2 separate regions of the Homo sapiens genome follow, and region 2 is linked to region 1. The links are chromatin loops, found by intact Hi-C in ENCODE. Cell type or tissue: Calu3. All regions are shown on one strand.

The links. Hi-C counts contacts between places; a loop is a spot of excess contacts. Peaks named below come from ENCODE experiments on the same cell type or tissue, not always from the same donor. Only the 100,000 strongest peaks of a DNase experiment are listed, where the experiment ranks them.
Region 2: it touches region 1 in a loop (3-fold over the local background); 2 of 110 quality-filtered maps call a loop at or near these places.

The regions. Positions count from the first base shown.
Region 1 is chr21:15,137,890-15,145,889 of GRCh38, forward strand. It overlaps LOC107985483 (a long non-coding RNA gene), which reads right to left and starts at 718. Exons shown (of 4, transcript XR_001755094.2): 1 at 568-718. RefSeq lists a silencer at 2,499-2,793 and an enhancer at 2,499-2,793. In Calu3, no CTCF peak of the experiment used is centred here; DNase peaks (open chromatin) are centred at 862, 2,812 and 3,812.
Region 2 is chr21:15,219,587-15,227,586 of GRCh38, forward strand. No RefSeq gene overlaps it. Among named protein-coding and RNA genes, the nearest start is that of LINC02920, 160 kb to the left of the region's middle. RefSeq lists an enhancer at 2,427-3,016. In Calu3, no CTCF peak of the experiment used is centred here; a DNase peak (open chromatin) is centred at 4,865.

The sequences.
Region 1 (8,000 bases):
TTTCTTCACTTCTTTTCTTCAATTTTTCACTCTGGGAATTAATGACTATTTCTTCCAAAGCATAAAAGATAAAAATATTGGTCCCGGGAAGTCTAAGGGAAAGTCTCTGTCACTCAGGTTGTTGGTACATATCTTTCTGCAGACATTTGTGTTTGCTGATCCTGTCCTGTGCTCCTTCTATTCTACAGCAAGATTACTGTCTGGTTTCCCCATCTCTTCTCTCCTGTTCCTCTGTGTGTGTGTGTGTGTGTGTGTGTGTGTGTATACAGGGAGAAGAGACCAAAAAAATATGGAAAATTAGAAGGAATTGTTGTTAGGATGTCCATGAAACACTGAACTCATATTTATACATTTTCACTCATTGGTCAGGAATTAAGAATCAAATGGGGTAATCATGTTTGTTTCATCGAATTCATCTTATTCGAAAAAAGAAATTCAACAAACCCTGCATTTCTCATCTGTAAGCTTAGATTATTATAGTAGATATGACATAGTTTTATTCTTGTATCTTATAGCAATTAGCTATGTAAGCTACAGTCACCTTTGCTTGCACTTTGTTAAACCTACCTGGAGCAGGTGGCAAGATTCTGGGATCGAGAGGCAGGTGGAGGAGTTGGAAGGGTCAATTCCCGTGTTCTGCCTGGGGTAACTGAGACTGAATTTGGAGGCCATGTCTGCAGCCCTGGCTGTCCTGAGTGTGCTGCCAAAGCATCCGACTGCATTGCTTTCAGGGCAAAGGTAATTATGTGTTCTGGAGAAGCCCTACTACTTTTCAGATTGAGCAAATCCTGAACAGGTGCAGCCCTAATCCAAGGCTTTGGGAGGAGCTGCTGGAGACCCAGCTGCGGGTGCTGGCACGCTTCCAGAGGAAAGCAGGAAGCAAGAAGACTGTTGCGGGAAGAGCCAAAAGTGCAACGTTTCAGTACCAAAAAGATCGTTGGCACAGAAACAATGAAATGCATGGCCTGGCCTTTTTTGTCTCCCTGCCATCTTGCTGTAAAATGAGGTGGTCCCTGGAAAGCCCAGCACAGGAAAGCTAGATATATAGAGTCTGTGGATCATCCAGTGATGACGCTGAACATAAAAGCTGGAGATGTGATGTTTCCAAATAATTTATATTTGTTTTAAATTTCCCTCCTTTTCTTATAAATAACCCAAATCCAGATACTAGGATAAATGACTGGATCACATCCCCTTGTCACGGCAGGCTTGCAAAAATATATTAGGAACGAGGGAGGGCAATGTGCACAGAGAAGACAGACCTGCTCCTGTACCTTGTCATTTGTACTCCAGTGATGAATTTCTAAACTACGTATTTGAGCATGTTAATGAAAAAGAAAAGAGCAAAGGAAAGAAAAGAGAAGGGGAGAGAGAAAATGACAAAAGAACAGAGGAAAAAAAAACACTAGGCAAAAACCAGAGGAAAATGAGGCAGGAATATTAGGTTGGCTAACAAAGTACGTTTTGGTCAACCGGCTTTGGCATAAACGGACTTGGTGCCTGGGAAATAAAGCAGATAGGTGAGTGGGGGGCTGAACCACTCTGGAAGATCTAGATGTGGTTGGGGAATGAGGAATTGTCAGAGAGAATTAGGGGTATTTATTGCATGGTACCCTAGACTGGGCTCCAGGACTGACCCCTTGCTGAATGAGAAGCTAGACACACAGGCGTTTTTTAAGATTAAAAGAAAAATGAGAAGAGGGTGACTTGGTGTCTGAACTAAGCTCAACTACTAAAATAGACAAAATAGCCCAGTGGCGAAAGGTTAATTTGTTGGCCCCCAGACCCTGAAGCAAAGCTTCAGAGGGGGCCCCTTTGATCTTTGCTGGTTACTAAATGAATAGCCTGTAGTCACCACCTCCTGGGTCCCAGAAACCAAAGACTACTTATTGATCAGTATTGAACAAAATTTGGCAATTGAAATAGTAGCAATATATTATCTGGTTTTGGGGAGGGGGATGGAAGTCTGAGTATTTTCACTAGGACTAGTATGGATTTTGCAGGTGGTCCCTAATGCTTAGCTCACTAACAATCTCACTCTCCCTTTTCTAGAGCTCAGACCCTCTCTTTAAATAGCTAACCCTTCAGGCTTACTGAGTATCAGTTACTGATTTGTTGAAGTTAACTACAGTGTGTTTATTTGGGAAGGAGGTTACTTGAACGTGCCCTTAAATTGCTTTGACTTCCAACTGCAACAAAACACGTCTTGGCTTCTTTGGCTGAGGGGATGATGTGTGTGACAGGGGGCACCATCAGTTAACTCCAGTGCCACTGTGAGGCTGAACGTGCAGAAAAAAAATAAGGAGAGAAGGAAAAAAATGGTAAAGGAAAAGCAGTAAGTGAAAAGGAAGATAAAAAATAGAAGAGTTGACATGGTGGGGAGAGGTGAAGTGACACCAGTCGCTGCCTGGTGTGACATTTAATGGCATCAGGATCACGGTTACCTTCTCTGAGGGTAAACCAGAGAGCACTGTGCCACCTCTGGAGTCACAATTACAAAGTGACATCTCTGCAAGGGCCAATTTTGAACAGGAGAAAGCCCTCCCCCAGGGACGATGAGCCCATGGTAGCGGCAGATAGTGCAAACAAGCACAAATGCCCATCCCCATGGCAGGCATAAGGGGGAGAGGGATCATATTTTAAAGCTCCATTAACAAAGAACTTTACTCAAGGAGGAACTGTTAATAAGTAATGAAACAAAGTGCCTGTTATGGAGATTAAATGCTCCTGTGTCGAGGTACAAAGTTCAGGCTGCAAAGTGCAGCTGTCACCCTGTCTATAACCCCACGGCAGCCTTAGAACCCCTGGTTCAAAGTGTGTCTTGCTGCCTTCCTGTTACTAGGCTGCCTAGTGCAAGGTCCAGCCAGGGTTCACAGTTCAGCGTCTGAGGCTCTGCTGACTGCCTTCTTTGTTTAACTTGGGCAAGCTTTTGATAAGCCAGGGACTGCTTATTTAAGGCGATTATTACAAACAACTGACAGATTATTTTCCCAGATTCTTGCACTTATTCTTCATATGCAAGTTTAAACGAGTCCCAAACTATAATTTCTTGAGGATTTGTGTGTGTACAAAAGTAATCGAGATAAGGATGTGTGAAAGACTAGGTAAAAAAATCTATTTCTAAGGAATAACTATGCTCCAAGCAGACATAGAAAACCAAGGTCCTTTGAAGTAAGGACTCGTGAGGGCAATTTCAAGACAGGTCAAAGAATTCTCGTCTCTAATGATCAAAGATCAAATAAATACCAGATTTACCCTTTAAAATCAAGCGAACCCTTTCCTTGTTTAACAGTAGATCAGTGTTAATTCATTTCTGAATAGAGTCTCCCTCTGTAATTGTTCTTTTTATTTGTCTACTAAAAATTCAGAGGGAAACTCACTTTTTTCAAATAGTTTGCTTTGCTCGACCTAATCCTAGCAAAAGCCACAGGAAGGTGGAAAACCGATAATTAGTATTCCCATTATGCAGATGAGGAAACAGACTCAAAGAGAGTGGCAATTTGCCCAGGGTCTTCGAGTTAGTTAATCTTACAAAACCAAGACCACAATCCATCTCTTCAGCCTTTCCTCTCAGCACTTGTTTCAGAAGCCCACTGCTTCCTCTTAAGTCCTGACACCAATTCTATTTGAATGGCAGTAGTTCTTTTTCATTTCTCACTTTTATGGAAGTGAACGGAGTCTAAGTAAAACACTAGAGGCAGGCAGTTTGGGAAATGTGATATGAAAAAGCACTCCAGGTAAGGTTTAGGGAAACAGGGCTTGACTTTGTGATGGCCTCGTGCCAGGCACCTGTTATTCATGCTGCTTCTCCTGGCCACAAGTGCCAAGGGGGCAGGATTTTCAGCTAGTTGCCCAGTGGGTCGTTCAGGGTGCTGCTCCTTCTGGAGATAGCATAGATTAATATTTTACCTCAGAAAGGAGTATAGCTCATTGGTGATACATGAGTGCCCTACGGGCTTAGAATTTAGAATAATACTTGCTTATGACGCATAAAAGCAAACTAAGATTTCCTTGTCTCATATTTTCTCTACATTGGCATAGAGTTGAAAAATCATCAGCAGTTTTTTTTTTTTTTGTTGCTGTTGTTGTTTCGTTTTTGAGACAGGGTCACGCTATGTTGCCCAGGCTGGAATGTACTGGTGTGATGATGGTTCACTGCAACCAACCTCAACCTCCCAGGTTCAAGCTGGGCTCAATCGAGCCTCCCACCTCAGCCTTCTGAGTAGCTGGGACTATAGGCGCACACCACTGTGACTGGCTAATTTTTAATATTTTTTTGTAGAGTACGGGGTCTCACTATGTTGCCCAGCCTGGCCTTGAACTCCTGGACTCAGGTGATCCTCCCGCCTTGGCCCCCTAAAGTGCTGTGATTATAGGCATGAGCCACCACACCTGGCTGCAGGTTTGACTCCATTGGCAGATACATATTAAGGCCTACAATGTCCCAGATATTTACTATTAATTTGTAGATGTTTACATACGTAAATATTTTCATAGTTATTGAGCCCACACTGTATGCCATGAAGAAGGCATAGATAGAAATTCAGATACATCCTACTTCTGTCCTCAAAGAGCTTGAACTGTAGTAGGAAGGAAAATGCAAAAATGTACATAGCAGGTGACAACAAAGAGATACAAGCAAAACACTAAGAGATAGAAAAAAGCAGTGAGAGTAGGAAGTGAGTCTTTATTTACTGAGCACCTACTTAGGGCCAGTCTCAAGAATGAATGTTTGACCTATTTTAGGCTTTTAATCCACACAACCACAGCAGGGAGTAAATATTATCTCCATTTTACAGATAACTATATTGAAACTCAGAGGGGTTAAGACACTTGTCCAAAGCCATAGAACCTATAATGAACAAAAGTGGGTTTGAACCTATTTCTCCAACTGAGCTTCATGTAGACAAGCAGATGTTGGAAAAAGAGTCAGAAAAGAAGAGAAAACAAATTATTAGAAAGGAAGGAAGACAATAGAGATTTTATTGTATCCTGAATGGCAAGATAGAAGGGATTCTCTGGGTGATGGTAGGTGTGATAGAAGCATGGGGGCCAGAAACTAAAAAGTGAGGCCTAGACGGGTGGTGAAGTAGAGGAAGCATGGTGGAAGCTCTGAATGTGAACTCCTAATTCTTTTAATACATGGCAATAGGGAGAAGGGGTCGAACAAGATGCATTATTAAGGTCATCTTTTATGGGCTCCCTGTTCTTTGGACCCATCTACAAAAAAGACTGTACTTTTCTCATGCTATGTATATGTTCTTATATTCTTGGAGGATGGCAGCTATCACCTTACTTAAGACACACCCTAACCTAGATCTCTTGCTACAATCTCTCTCTTCAGATATTGATTTGTGTTTCCAGGTGCCCATGCAGTGTGTCCAACTGGTCAATTCAGAGACACCAATATCTGCTCCTGCAAACCTGTTCCTTCCCTACATCCCCTACCTCAGACCATGTCATCCTACCACTTTAGTCTCCCATGTTATCAACCCTGACATTATCTTTGATGCCTTTCTTACCCCCACTCTGTAAATTCAACACATCTCCAGTCTTCATAGTTTTAACCCTGAAATGTCTCCAAATACATCACCTCCTCTTAATGCCCCTGCTCATACTATGTATTTTTATACCATAGTCTTATGTCATCGCATATGTGTAAGAGACATACTTTCATATGAGACTTTGGGTCAAGTCTTCATTATCTCTTGTAGTGATAAAAGCATGGTTGATCTAATCTCTGTCCTTCACAGTTATACTCCGCTCTGTCTTTCCATTACTACTGTTACTAGAAATGATTTGTAAAGTGTAAAGCAAGTGGAGTCAAATCTGGCAATGCCTCTCTCTTGCTTTGAAAACATTAATAAAGGCAGAGGCCAGGTTCAGTGGCTCACTCCTATAATCCCAACATTTTGGGAGACGGAGGCAAGAGGACTGTCTAGTCTCTACAAAAAATTTAAAAATTAGCCAGGTGTGGTGGTGCACACCTGTAGTCCCAGCTATTCAGGAGGCTGAGGCAGGAGGACCTCTTGAGCCCAGTAGTTCAAGGCTGTAGTGCACTATGATTGCACTTGTGAATAGCCACGATGCTCCATCCTGCACAACTTAGCGAGACTCCATCTCTAAAAAGCAAAAAAACAAGCTCTAGTAATTCCTATATCTTTACAAAAAAAGTTAGCAAACTAGTGACCATAGACCAACATTGGCCCACAGATTTATTTTATTTGGCTGACACAAGTATGGAATCGTTGTGTTTTAAATTTGTGTTAGTTGTCAATATTTAAAAGTTGAATATTTCACATAAACATTGAGATTTCTGGCTCTGTTGAGAAATCAAGATCAGTCAGCACTGGGCAGGACTCCCGCAGAGCAGCCACCAGAATTCCATAGCAGCTGCCTGTTACAGAGGGGCATTCCCTCTCCGGTTTAACCCAGTCCTTACAATCATGTCATGCTATAATGGGATGTGAGTGGCACTTTACCTCCATAATGTTTCTCCCCAAAGCCATAAAACCCTCGTCTAATCATGAGAACAACATTAGAAAAACTCCAAGTAAGGGGCATTGTACAAAATTCTTACCAGCATCCCTCAAAATTGTCAATGTCCTCAAAAACAAAAAAAGTCTAAGAAACTGCCACAGCCAGGAGGAAACTTAGTCAATAAATGTAATGTGGTATCCTGGATGAGATCATGGAACAGAAAAAGGACTCTGGGTAAAAGCTAAGAAACTCCAAGTAAAGTATGGACTTTATTTAATAATAATGCATCATTAAGTGTTTATTTATTCATTTATTTTGAGTGAGAGTCTCACTCTGTCACCCAGGCTGGAATGTAGTGGCACAATCTCAGCTCACTGAAACCTCCACTTCCCAGGCTGAGCAATTCTCCGGTCTCAGCCTCCCGAGTAGCTGGAATTACAGGCACGTACCACCGCGCCTGGCTAATTTTTGTATTTTTAGCAGAGATGGAGTTTCACCATGTTGGCCAGGCTGGTCTCAAACTCCTGACCTCAAGTGATCTGCCTGCCTTGGTCTCCCAAAATGCTGGGATTGCAGATGTGAACTACCTACCATGCCTAGCCTATTTGTTTATTCATTGTAACAAATATACTATGCTACTATAAGACGTTAGGGGAAACTGGATATATAGAAATTCTCTGTACTATATTCACAACTTTTCTGTACGTCTAAATCATTAAAATGTTATTTTTCAAAATAAACTAATGGCAAAAGTAAAATGTAGGCAAGCTATTTGTTGACCTCTTTCCATTGTTCTAATGCCTTTGTTTCTCTAGTCTGTGTGTTTTAGTGACTCAGTGATACTACATAAAGTATTATCTTGCACATATATGCACACACACATATCATTTCATATATCAATTATCTTTCTTTCATGTGTATAAGTACATACATACATATATGAAAGATGACACTTTATGTGTTTTCACTGAGTCATCGTCTGTATAGGTATATATTTGGAGATTACTAAAGAGCCAAACGCTTCTGATACCTAAATGAATAAATTTCTACTGGTAAAAATTTAAGTCGTTGTCGTATCTGAATGTGGAAGATAACTATGGTTGGAGTAGAAACTTCCTAATCATAACAGCAGCCCTGACTTTTATTAAAACATTGAAAAAGGGAAAAGACACATGGAAACAGCTGGTTTTGTAGGATGTTGAAGATCCAAAGCAAGAGATACTGCAATTAATCTGTGAGGAAGGAAAAATATTTCTATGATTCTCACAAATGCTCACAAATCACTTTCACTTTATTAATTTTATTTTGTAAATCATTCCCTATGGTCACCTCAAGGGGTGCATTGTTCTTCTCTCATTTTTTTCAAGGTGAAGAAATTTTGGCTGAAAGAGACTCACTGACTTTCCAGAGGTTATCTAGGGATTCATTAACAGAATAAAAATTAGGCTCCAGCTAATGTCACTAAGCCATTGCTATCCTCTGCATCTTCTTGCTTCCCTCAATCCAAAGAGGTTCTAAAT
Region 2 (8,000 bases), 82 kb after region 1:
TCCCAGCTACTCAGGAGGCTGAGGCAGAGAATTGCTTGAACCTGGAAGGCAGAGGTTGCAGTAAGCCGAGATCGTGCCACTGCATTCCAGCCTGGACGACAGAGCGAGACTCCATCTCTAAAAAAAAAAAAAAACACAAAAAACAAAAAAAACAAAAACAAACAAACAAAAAAGACTGGGCAATGTATTATTTTCATTGTCTTTCTTTCCCCTGACTTTTCACAGGGTCTGACACAGAATCATAAAACCCCTGAAAATGTCTGTGAAATCGTAGAGTTATCACAGTATTCACAGCACAGAGCACATAGCAGGAATGTCATTTCGTGACCTCAAGAAGGATAGCGCCACAAGTATATTTGGGCAGCTAAGCTGTGAAAATTTTATTTTGATTGGAGGAATACAGAACTATGCAAAACTTGGGTGTATTTGTTTAACTTAACCTAGTTACTACAGCAGTTTCTCAAACTTCCTCATTCATTTAGGGGTTTAGGTATTTGATTGACTGGCGCCAGCAAGAACTCATTTTGGAGAGCACCACATACATAACTAGGTCTCATTCAGGCACGGTCCACACTATTCCTATCCACAAAGTGCTTTTGATTTACCGGGAAATCTTTTGACAAAGCTCTTCTCCCTTCAGGGAAGTGTGGGTGGTGGTGGTGGTGCAGGACCTAGAAGCAAAAAAGGGACACTTCTAACAAAGCCGTGAAGTTCTTCTGTGCTGTTATAACGCGATCTACCTAGGTAAAGATTTGCTCTCTACATTTGTTTACAGAAATTGATTCCACAAATCTTTGTAAAGAGGAGTGTTTTAGGGGCAAAACAAATGTGACACTTTCTAAGAGCAAACTCTGTATACGAATTTAGACTTAGTTAAAATAACTAGTTATCATGTGATCTGATCTTAACTGGCTTTTTAAAAGCAGCAAAGGAAATATATTTTGTTAGTTTAGCGTGCTTGTCAGAACTGATCCTGAGACATGGTTTCCTTGGGCACGTGGCGTGTGTTTTGAAAAATCAGCCTCCTTTGGGAATTGTACTCTTAAGATATTTGTTCAGAGATGTTCAAGCTCTCAGTTACAAGATGCTTGAGCCAGAAACAGAAAAGTCTGAGTACAGTGCCATTGTTACATTGTCATGTGCGTCTGTGCGTGTGTATGTGTGTGTGTGTGTGTGTGTGTGTGAGAGAGAGAGAGAGAGAGATAGCTATGATAAAATATGAAAGTGTCATCTTCCTCAAGTAATTCTGACCATCTGTCGTCTCAGCTCATCTTAGGGTCATAGCTGTGTTGTTTCTCTTAGGGCTAAGTTGAGAGTATAATATTAAACAATATAGAATTGATAGCAGGCCCTTTCTTTCCCCACCTCCCCATTGTCCAACTGTATGTACCTGTTCAAAGAACAAAAAACACTATAAATGATAGTATTTGACCACAGATTATGATTTCCAACCTTGCTTGTTTCCTTAGGCCACATTGAAACTGCATCTTTTTTTTTGTCCCTTTAACCCAAAAAGTAATGATGGTGGCTGATGGCACTTGGTAAGGAATTCACCTTTTATAGAGCAATTATTTAATAAGGGTTTAAAATTATTATTATTACAATCACTAAGCAAATTACAGTATATAAAATTTTTTCCAGGCAAAATCCATTAGTCATGATCAAAGATTCCTCAGTACTAAAGACTGTGCATGCATAATAAATATACTTGGGGGTAAATTTGCTTTAGGGGAAAAATGAAGCCTGTAGTTGCTGGATGGAATTATGCGTATTTGAGTTAAAGCACTTTAGCGTCACTATGAGTTGAAGCCAACTGAATCTTATTGTTACAGATAAGTCCCATTTCCTTGAAAATATAAACTATGTATTTGTTATGGGACTTACTTATAGGTGTGCAGAGTCTACCATAGGTTAATCTTTATTGTACAAATCACTTTTGCTTTTATGGGAAGTGCTGTTGTGCTGTACTCTACATGGTTATATAAATTATGCAGTTTAAGGCACAATTAGCATGCATTCTCTCAGCTTATGAATAATAACATTCTTTTAATAACAATATATTTAGACACACATAGAATGAAAGGAGCTTAATGTATCGTTCAAGGTTCTTTCATTGCACAGAATAAGGATGAAATGCTGTTTAGGAACTCAATGAAAATGTTACAAAATATCCTCTTAATCTATAATGTACACATTGTGTATATGACATCCTTGGGACTATGCAATGGAAATAGTGACAAGTAAACAATGAAACAAAAGGAAATCAATTTACCAAACCCAGAAAGGTGAAAGCATTTGGTGAAACACAACTCCACAAAGAAATGTGAAGTGCTGACAGAACTGTTACATAACCTTCAATTTATTTTAATAACACTGGAAGGGCAGATGTCATAGTGGTTCCTGGAAATCTTTTTGAGGTTTCCAGGATGTGTTCCCATTAATTTTTTTTAAAGCACCTACTACATTGTGCAACCTATAACCAGCATTGACTAATTTATATCATGTTCCCTCTTGAGGCTGACTCAGGTCTAGTTCTCCTAAAAGAGAACTGAGCAGGATGTAGGAGTCATATGCAAAGAGGCTTCTCCATGCAGGACAGAACACAGCCTCAGGAAGGTCACAGGGGTCAAGCTGATTACCTCCTCCAGCTCTGGCAAGCAGAGGGCTCAGCTGGGTTACCCAAGTTCACAAGAGCTATTGACATTCAGCTGTAGCTCCCACTCATTATGGGATCAGCAGGGGACTGTCTGGGCCTCCTGTTAACTCTTCTGTGCCCTGTTTTAAGATTGCAGTGAGGTCAAAAAGGAAGCCATCAGGTAGCTTTGCCTCAACTTCTTAATAGTTATGATTCAAGAAATGAATCTTTTAAACCAGTGTCTAATAAACCTTTTACAAGTGGATGCCTGCAACCAATCATTTCAAAAGCTCTGGATAAAACGCAAGTAAATATGTTTGTTCATGATGCAGTAAATGTTTATTTCCTAGACTGAAATGGAAATGGGGAGGATATGTTTTCTCTTCCCACCAAGAATAATTCCCACTTTGTCTTTAATAAGGAAGGCCACACATGATTTTTAAAGAGATAATAGCAGCACTATTGTCACTTAAAAGTGCATGTTTTCCCTGAGTTGCTCGTGTAAAACTAACCTCAGAGAGAACTTTAACAACTCATCATCTAAGAAGTGAAGTCACAGTTTTACAGAAGTTCAGAAGCTCTCTATTAGGTTACAGACATGGAGCTCTAAGTGGTAAGCCTGTTCCTTCAGGCTTTGATCTCCTGCTGACACATTATGATCTTCTAGAAGTGACTTAACCTCTTTGCCTCTATGAACTCATTTGTAAATGGAGAATAATAGTTAATTAATCCACGAAGCATGTCTCTGTGGTAGCAATGGGAAGACTGACTCTCTGTTACACCCAAGGGCCTCTAAGTCATCTATCTTTCCTAGTTCTTCCTTTTTTAGCGTTATACTGGCCCTAGAACACACATTATGCTGAATCCTTGGTTCTCCTCTTTTATTCCTAATTGCTCCCGCAAATGGTTGAGTATCTGTACACAGTTGGGGTTAGTTTTCATTCAACTACTATATTTAAAAAGTATTAAGCTTCTTTTAAGGGCCAAGAGCTTGTAAGACAAAAGCTGTACCCTAAAGGAGGTTAGAGTTTAGCCAGAAGACATGGAATTATAAGCAATGTGGTCAATTCCAGGAATCCACCTAAATAATTCAGAGTCCAGGTGGATTTGGGGAGTTAGGAGTTATCTAGTTTGATTTCTGGCTTTGTCAGATGATCTAGCTGACTGCCAAATCTACACTTGACCCAAAGACACAAAAGACTATCTACATAGACTCGTTCAATCTTGACTTTAATCACAAATGCAAACAGAAATTCCTTGATCTACCTCTTTCTGTAACATTTGACACTGTTGGCCATTCTCTCTATTATGAGTGTTCTAGAAGCTGTCTCGGTAAATTGGGCAATGCTAGCTCTGCATGATTCTTAGCTCTCCACCTTTCTCTTGCCATACTCTTTCACTTGATGATTTCTATCGCCCTCGCCCCCAACTCCCACTTTATGGATTTAGCCATTTCCCAAATCTTTAGCACTAACTCCCAGCCCTCTTCGAAGCAAGAGGTCCATTTTTGTACTTGCCTGCTCTGCATTTCCACTGGTTTATCCCACTGGCATTTTTAACTCGAGTCTATAGTGACATCTTTCCCCAGATGAGCTCCGTCCTCCGACTTCCCTTTTGCGTGTGAGGATTCATTATCCACCCAGTTAATCAGGCTCTCAACTCCAGAGTCATCTTTGATTTCCTCCTCTGCTTTGACCCACCTAACTTGTCTCCCATCAATAACCCATCAATTCTATTTTCACCCTTTCCTTTATTTATTTTGTACACAGCCTTCATCTTCTTAAGGCAAAACTGTTAATTTTCTCATTTCTCCGTCATACCCTAATACATCACAGGCTAAGTTCCAAAATATTGGATGTACCGTTTAAACTTCTATAACCTGGCATCAACTTACATTTTGTCAGCCTTCTGATTGATGATATATTGTTTCATATTGCTTTACAGCCACCCCAAAAGTTATACACCCTTCCTGAATATGCTGCATATGATTCTGCCTCCTTGTGTCTGCATTTGCCGTCCCTGCAGTCAATATCCTACAGTTCTTCACAAACTAGTTCAGACATCCATGAATCCCTCACTGATTTATCTTACAGTCAGTCTTCTGATGTGTAGCTTTTAAGTCCTACTTTTCCTAAGGAACTCAACATTGACTATCAGTGTCATGGGCATTTATGGCTTTACCTGACTTCTCAGTGCTCTGAAGATGGAGAGGCTGCGTCATGTGGGTGTGGATCCCTCTGCATCACTAAGCACAATTCTTGGCAGAGAGTAGAGGGTTAGTAATATATATTGCAAAACCGATGTATTAGTCAGGGTTCTCTAGAGGGACAGACCTAATAGGATAGTTGTATATATAAAGGAGACTTTATTAAGGAGTACTGACTCACAAGATCACAAGGTGAAGTCCCACAATAGGCTGTCTGCAAGCTGATGAGCAAGGAAACCAGTCTGAGTCCCAAAACCTCAATAACAGGGAAGCCCACAGTACAGCCTTCAGTCTGTGGTGGAAGGCCTGAGAGCCCCTGGTAAACCATTGGTGTAAGTCCAATAGTCCAAAAGCTGAAGAACTTCGAGTCCCATATTCAAGGGCAGAAAGCAACCAGCACAGGAGAAAGACGTAGGCTGGAAGCCTCAATCAGTCTAGCCCGTCCACGTACCTCTGCCTGCTTTTATCCTAGCTGCCCTGGCAGCTGATTAGATGGTGCCCACCCAGATTGAGGGGTGGGTCTTCTTCTCCCAGTTCACAGACTGAAATGTTATTCTCCTTTGGCAACACCCTCAAAGACACACCCAGAAACAATACTTTGCATCCTTCAATCCAATCAGGTTGACACTCAATATGAATCACAACCAACATAAATGAAATCAAATAAAGGATACCTTTTTTCTGAATAGGCTGAAATATTTAAAATTTTAGAACATCAAAACTTTAATGAAATTCATTTTAGTTTATTATTTCTTCTATTACAATTTCCTCAAAACGAGAGAGAAAATTCAGATTATTTTTTGACATGTAAAGGACAACAGACGGCTACTAAATGAGGATTAAAATTTAAATATGAAGAGTTAACGACATCAAGAGTGAAAATCCCACTGGATTGCAAATAGAATGGAAAAACCAAATAGTGTCATCAAACCATTCCATTAGACTTTCAGTTAATAACTGGCAGTAACAAAGTTCTCCTCAGGAAAATTAACAGTGATATTTAAGCAGGGCCATTTCTGTGATCAGAGCTATGTAAAAAATCAAGAGAAGAAAATGAGATTTAAAAAAAGTAGTTCCTGGAAAACATGGATAATTTATTATCATTTTATTGTGAGACAATTAACAAATTAAATTATAGAAGTCAAATCCTAAAAGAGAAATACGTTTTATAGCATTTTTTTTCTTTGTTTTTTTGAGATGGAGTCTTGCTCTTGTTACCCAGGCTGGAGTGCAATGGCACGGTCTCGGCTCACTGCAACCTCCACCTCCCGGGTTCCAGCAATTCTCCTGCGTCAGCCTCCCGAGTAGCTAGGATTACAGGCACCCGCCACCATACCTGGCTAATTTTTTTTTAATTTTTAGTAGAGATGGGGTTTCACCATGTTGGCCAGGCTGGTCTTGAACTCCTAACCTGAAGTGATTTGCCTGCCTCAGCCTCCCAAAGTGCTGGGATTACAGGTATGAGCCACCATGCCTGGCCCATTTAATATCTTTAAATATAAAAATAAAGACTAGTTTCTGTGACTTGTTATAGAAGATATTGAGAAGAATGTAAAGTTGTTCAAGATGATGCAAAACTACCTTTTAAAAAAGGGAAAAGTGAAAATATGGTAATATTGCTATTGTGAAAACTACTGTAGAAGTAACCACTACATAGATTTGCATTTTTCATATCTAAAAAAAGAAAAGAAGAAAATTGAATTTTGTCTGATTGCTGCCTTTAACATCCAGGGTTGAGTCTGTCACTACTACATGGATAGAAATGCGTCTGTTTTTTTCTCCAATATTCTTGTTAGAAAATCGTGGGATTCCTAATGGGTATTTTCCCTCCTCTGGCAGATCACTTTTTATTATTGCTTCTATTTAGAAATGAAGAACTGGTAGAGATGGGCATACAGGTGTAAGATTGTGGCACAAATCCTGAATGCCATAATTTGTGATTTCCCCACAATCTCACTGATCCACTGCTTGCAGTGTCTGGTTATGGTTTCTCTCCTGGAATCTGACCCATGCTTTTACTCAACAGAGGTCACCTCAAAGGAGGCTGGTCTGTCTGCCCCCTAGTTTTCCAGATGCTAATCATGCTGCCATTAAAATTGTGCTTCAAGGTAACTTTAATTCATTACTTTCCGCATTGCTTTTAGTCATGTCGGTTCAGATAAGCGCACCATTGTGCTATGTCTTGGAAATCTGGCATCACCAATTCTTCCCACATCTTCATCTCAGTGCAGCCGAGGTGCAATAAGCATTTCTTGCTTTAATGCTGGTATGTCAGGTACTTAACATTGAATCACCTGTGAGCAATCTGTGTTTTAAGGAGCTTTCCTGGTGATTTTAGATATGCTAAGGTTTGAGAACCACTGGTTTAGGTAATTAATAAAAACTGATGTAACAGACAAATCTCAATAGCCTAATACGACAAAGTCTTCTTTCTTGCTTGCATCACCATCTAACATGGGTCAGATAGGCTCCCTCTATCTTGTAGTTAAGATAACTTGTTTTCTTTTCCTATGGAGAAAATTACTTTAGTAATTATAAAAGTAGTACATGCTTATTATAAAAAATTTGAAAGACATGAAGTTGTAAATAATAAAATAAAATCACCTATGATTTCAATGTTTAGATTAATAATGTCTATTAATATCTTGGTGCCTTTGCTTTCTTCTCTCGAACACTTGGCTTTCAAGTTGCTAAGGAAGGGAAACAAATCCAAGGGATTGTTTGGGAAGAGGTTATGGGGCAGGCTCGGGAATGGCTTACATCCTTTCTGCTAGAATTCAGTAACATCAGTGACATCACTGCACCATACTGCAAGGAAGGCTGGGAAATGTAGAGCATCACATGGTTATTTTTGAGAGTTAATATCTGCCACAAACAGGATCAGAGAAACATTAGGTTACTTCCACCAGGCAGACAGGTTGTTTTGATTTTTCATTTTATTATTATTATTTATTTATTTATTTTTAACTTTTTTGAGTTTTGCTCTTGTCGCCCAGGCTGGAGTACAGTGGCACAATCTCACTCACTGCGACATCTGCCTCCCAGGTTCACACAATTCTTGTGTCTCAGCCTCCTGAGTAGCTGGGACTACAGACATGCTCCACTACGGCTGGCTAATTTTTGTTTTTTGGGTATTCTTAGTACAGATGGGGTTTCACC